Regions from separate parts of the Mus musculus genome. Here region 1 is linked to region 2. A link is a loop called in an ENCODE intact Hi-C map of the cell type or tissue named here. Cell type or tissue: heart. All regions are shown on one strand. Each heading gives the region's core, and the rest is flanking DNA. Links, peaks and the distances in the headings are about the cores only.

Region 1 (2,923 bases), core at 116-2,615, 160 kb before region 2:
CTCATTTTCCTCCTAAGTGTATTGCAGAAGGAGAAAGAGTGGTAAGGAGAGAGAGAGAGAGAGAGAGAGAGAGAGAGAGAGAGAGAGAGAGAGAGAGGAGGGGGAGGAGGAGGGACTGTTTTCTTGGTCTTAGATCTTAACGATTATGATTGGGGTGGTTTTAATTTGCATTTCCTTAATTGCTAAGAATGTTGAACATGTTTGGAGATATTTCATAGCCATTTTTTTTTGTTTTTAATTTGGGCAATACTCTGCTCAGAGCTGTAGCCCATTGCTTTAATTGGGTTCTTTGTTTTCTTGACTCTTTGTTTTTTCTTGCTAGGTATGCTAATCCCAAGTGGTCAGCTCTAAACACAAACACATAAGCGACAATAAATGGACTCAGAAGGCTGTATTTCTATCTGTGTGTGTTTGGGAGGAAGTGGGGGAGAAGCATGGGTTGGGAGGGGAGGGAATGGAGTGTAAATGGGATAAATACAATACTCACATAGGAAACTCTAAACAGCCCCAGTAGCAACAGCAATGGAAACACTGATTCCATATAAAATAACATATAAAATAACCATCCATATAAAATAACATACAAAATAACCATCCATATAAAATAACAGAAGATCAGGGGGTTGAAAGAGAGCAGGATGGGGAGAGATAGAGGGCTTAAATTCGTATCCAGGAACCCACCAGTTTTTAATTTAAAAATTTCAGGTTTTGAGAATTTTATATGAGTACTTTCTTTACATCATTCCTCTTCCTCCTCCTCCTCCTCCTCCTCCTCCTCCTCCTCCTCCTCTAACTCCTCCTCCTTCTCCTCCTCCTCCTTTTCCTCCTCCTCCTCCTCCTTCTCCTCCTCCTCCTCCTCTAACTCCTCCTCCTCCTCCTCTAACTCCTCCTCCTCTATCTCCTCCTCCTCTTCTAACTCCTCCACCTTCCCTATTCCCTCTCAAATTCAAGATCTTTTCTTCTTTAATTATTTTTGTTGCACAACCTCCCACCCCACCCCCACACTACTGAGTTCATTTAGTATTGCTTGAACCTCCATGTGTTTAGGGCTGATCAGTTGGGATTGGATAAACTATTATTTTTTTTAACCCCTGATCCAGCCTCTTGAAGCAACCAGACTGCTCTTACAATGTAAGCTTCACAGTGCTGCTTCTCTTCCTGATGTCCACTGATGCCAAAATAAATAACTAACTAGAGGATGCCTATGAAAGCCTGCTCTCGCCCACCTGTGTGGCCTTATCTCAAGCCACAGCTTCCTTTGCTGTCTGAACTTCAGCCATGGACTTCCTTCCCACTCTGAATGTGCCAAGCTTTCTCACCTTGCTGCCTTGCCCTTAGTCACTCTGTCTGGAGCCCACGGCCATCTACTACTCCTGTTTACCCTTCCAGTTTCCACATGTGATGCTTCTGTCTAGTTGCCTTTCCCAAGCCCCTACCATAATGTAAGTTATCCAGTCATGTTCCATATTTTTTGAAACACACTCTTAAAAAAAATTGAGTAACAATTCCCACACTGTTATCTCTTTTAAGTGGCACTGAACACCTCTACGGTATTGTGTGACGCCCTGTCTTCATCTTTTTCTAAAACATTTCATCACCCCAAGGGAAATGTTGTGCCCATTAAGTAAGGATTCTCCATTTCTTACTCCCGAGAGTCACCCCAAGCAGATCTCTATAAATTTACCTAGTCTGCATATTTCATATAAAAAGAATAACATAATATGTCACATTTTATGTGTGTCTTCTTTCACTTAGCATGTTTGGAGGAATTCATCTTTGTAGTGATTCTAAATTCTTTTATTTTTCATGCTGAATACTATTCTCTTACTTGTACATGCTATACTTTGTGTATGCTATAATTCATTTAACCAGATAAATATCCATGTATTTAAGTGTGTTGTTGTTCTTTAAGTTGTGAATAATTCTGTTATAAATATTTATGTGTAATATCTGATGGAGTCCCTACTTCAATTCTTTTGAGGCCACCGTGTTCTTTTAATTTGTTGCATATGGGGCTAGAGAGACAGCTCAGTGTTAAGAATAGTTGCTGCTCTTCCAGAGGACCTGAGTTCCCAGCAACCACATGGTAGTTCATAACCATCTTTAATTCCAGATCCAGAGGTCCAACACCCTTTATGGCCTCTGCAAACACCAGGCACTCATGTGTTACACAAATATATATTTATACACATACATACACACACATATATATACACACACATATATACACATATATATGTACATATATGCATATATATGCAAAACATTCATTTGCATAAAATAAAAAATTAATAAATTGTTGTCCACATATGGGATTCTAGTGCCCCTATAATTATTTAGTTAATGTTTGATTGCCCTCACCATGAGCTAAATTCCCTAGCTGTGAGGAACATTTCTGTTATTATAGCATCTATCCATGGTCAACAACTGAAAGCATTTGATAAATATTTGAAGGAATCCGTGAATGTGAAAGCATGCTGTCCAAGCTGATAGTACTCAGGAGAGCATTTCTGAGGTGTCTGGAAAGAGACAAGAGTCAGTCAAGAGTCTACAGAACTCAAAAGCATCCTCTTGCTGTTATTGAAAAATGACCCCTGTTCAAGTGGTGTGTCTGGCACATCCAGAGCTGGTAACTCCAGATGCTCTACTTTGGCAGGTTTACTCATAATTTACCTGCTTCCCTGAAGCCTCAACCTGGCACCATCTGCACCTAAGAGAATGAAGAGTCCTAGCTTGGACATTCCAAAGTGTCTGTTGCTCATAGGGGGGCAGGCATTCTGCCTTTCCAGGCTTTTGGTTGTCTGTTTTCTCTGTGGAGCAGAATTAGATAAGTGTGAACGACACTCAAGGCTCCAGTGGCTGAGGTTGAGCTTGGTTTTCAGTGTTCTACTGATGGCTGTTTATTCTGCACACTGGCATTGCC
Region 2 (2,923 bases), core at 303-2,802:
GCTCATAGAAGTTAAGTGAATTTCAAGTCAGGTTACAAATGCTGCACATATCATATGAGAGACTTATAGACCTGTGGGGAGAATGGAGCCTTTGAGAGAAAGCTGGATTTTCAAATGGAAAGATGAACTAATGAATGGACCCCTTGATTTTAACTGGCAAGTGACAGTACATGGGCAGCTCAGAGTTCAAGGCTTGCACTACAACTTTAACCCCATCATTTACAAGTAGTTGAATAACTTCTCAAACTCCTTAAAATTCTTTAAGAACTACACCACAGAACATCGAATGGATGGATAAGGTCTATGTGGAAGTAGACTCTCTGCCCTCATCACCATTAGCAACATCTACTGGTGCTGTGGCAGAAAAATCAGTGGCATCAAAGCTAAGTTTCAAGCCCCAAAGTGGGAGGATGAGGTGTGGAGACTGCCCAATACACACTGGTATTAGTTTTATTAATTGGCTCTAGATAAGAAATCTCCAAGGACAAGTATTCGAATAAGGAGCATTTTCCCCATGAAAGAATGCTAAAGGAAAGAGTGAAATGCTGTCTACATTCTAAGCCTCCACCACGGCAGGCACACTAGGAATCTTAGGGTTTGAGATAAATAAGGGCCATGGCTTGAGCTTGATCCTCTCTTTCTCACCCCGGCCAGTGTGGCTTCTAAGAACCTGCACATGGTGCTGTTAGCCAATGCTACTCATAATTGTAGCTCCTATTACCTTGCTCTGCTGCTCTATCTGTCACTAAGAAGCTGATCTAACAGGTATTGTGGGCTCCAGATGCTGGGAGCACTAACATATCTGCAGCTGCTGGGAGCACTAACATACCTCCATCTGCTGGGAGCAGTACATTGCTGGGAGCACTAACATATCTGCAGCTGCTGGGAGCACAAATACATCTGCACTCACTGCCGTTCACAGACTGGTATGGAACAAAAAAAAATCCCCTAGAATAAAAAGAAAGACATGTTTATTTATGTCTCATGCTGGCTATGATGCTTTTAAAAATAACAAGGAAACCACAGATTCCAGTAGGTTCTCCATGCAATAAAGGTTGATATCCTTCTGTCCCATCATGGGGCTTCTTGAATCCCATGGTTCCTTTACCTCAATAAAAGGTGTTATGGTACCACTTGTTCTGTTCTCAGAGCCTGAGAATCTCAACCAGCAGGCTTGGCCTTGCCTTGCCTCTCCTTCTCCTTCTCCTTCTCCTTCTCCTTCTCCTTCTCCTTCTCCTTCTCCTTCTCCTTCTCCTTCTCCTTCTCCTTCTCCTTCTCCTTCTCCTTCTCCTTCTCCTTCTCCTTCTCCTCCTTCCCCCTTCCTCCTCCTCCTCCCCTTCCCCTCCTGCTCCTCCTTCTCCTCCTTCTTCAACAACATTGAAGTACCTCCATGGTAGGACGTTCTCCCTGATATATTTGTGCCTTCCTGTTGGATCCAGGGGATTTTTGTCTTGATATTATTTTAATTTACAGACAGGAAAACCATTGAGCTCTGGATTCGCCTTGATAACACTGCTAATACCACTGCCAGTACTTCCCTGTGTGCACTGTCCAAGTCTGGGACACAAAAGGGCAATCGTTTCAAAGCTCCAGGTGTCTGTTTCAAGGGTAATCACATGACATCCCATAAGAACATTTATGAAAGGGCTAATTAAGAATACAGATGTCTTCAGCTCACAATACCCAGACAGCTGAAATACGTATTAGATTTCTTTTTAATGTTAAAACTTCATATCCTCACTTCTCTCCAACAGAAAAGCTATTAATAGATTAACAAAACACAGGCAGGCAGAGCCTTTGGTCTTTACTCTCTCACTAATTGACACACTTTGTTTATAGAGGAAACACCTAGCACATCTACAAATTAGTATTTTACAACAATGCCTTTTAAAGGATTATTTTGTTTCCCCTTTTAAAAAATGGCTCAGACATAGAATTGTTTGCCTAGGGCAGGAGAATTTTCAAAGGATTTTAAGTCTAACTCTTCTGAGACAGAGCTGATGGCTGTACCGAAGATCATCTGAGTCCAAGAACAGAGAGAGCCATTAAGATTGCTCAGCCTTCAGGAGAGGTCTCCCCTTCTTGTCAGATTGTCTCTAACTCTTTGGAGGCAGGAAAAAAAAAGGAGCAATTATCATATTAAAAACTGTCTTAGAGACATGTGGACCGTGATGAATGTAGAACTCTCTTAGACTCTTTGGGTTTCCTATTGTAAGCCAGAGCAAACATATTACCCCCCACCCATTTGAAAAATAAATACGGTAGATTTTTAAAGTATAGTCCAAAATGGTGTCAAAATACCCAAATTATGCTTCATCAAATAATGCCTTGTTAAGGCATTAAGCCATCCTGACAGTGCTGGCATGGCTTTGTTAATTCTTTTCCCTGCTCACTCACTGGTAGGAATGCAGCTGTTACTTTGGAAGGCTTACTAGCCACTGTATCAGGAGCTGAGTTAGAGCACTCAGGGATGAGCAAAGTTGCTTTAGAGGAAGGCACACTCTCAAAACCCACACTCTGTAGTCACTTTGGAGAATGTATTGGAAAAGAGTGTAGCTAGACACAGGAGTTTTAGGACACACACAGGTCTGGTATGGCCATTTAATTCGGTAAAGAGATAGAGGACCTAGCATCACTTGTATGGAAGTTGTCAGTCTACTGATTGACTCACTTTCTTAAAATGAGAGTGAAGACAAGATCTCACTAATGTCCTCCTTCGCCCAGCATTTCCCTTTCTGGTTTTGCACATCTGTATCCTTCTGTCCAGAAAGCTCTAATGCTTTTTGTCCACTATTCCCTGTCTTATTTTATTCATTAAAAAAAATAGCTGAGTATTCACTGAGAACCAAGTGTTTTACTAGGCACTGGGGATTCACCAGTGGGTAGAAGGATCCAATGCTCATGTTGTTTATGTATTCTAAGA

Evidence for each region. Hi-C counts contacts between places; a loop is a spot of excess contacts. Peaks named below come from ENCODE experiments on the same cell type or tissue, not always from the same donor. Only the 100,000 strongest peaks of a DNase experiment are listed, where the experiment ranks them.
Region 1: it touches region 2 in a loop (2.8-fold over the local background); 4 of 42 quality-filtered maps call a loop at or near these places.

The regions. Positions count from the first base shown.
Region 1 is chr2:159,353,198-159,356,120 of GRCm38, forward strand. No RefSeq gene overlaps it. Among named protein-coding and RNA genes, the nearest start is that of Gm25090, 220 kb to the left of the region's middle. In heart, for the core only: no CTCF peak of the experiment used is centred there; a DNase peak (open chromatin) is centred at 1,244.
Region 2 is chr2:159,517,692-159,520,614 of GRCm38, forward strand. No RefSeq gene overlaps it. Among named protein-coding and RNA genes, the nearest start is that of Gm25090, 380 kb to the left of the region's middle. In heart, for the core only: no CTCF peak of the experiment used is centred there; a DNase peak (open chromatin) is centred at 1,560.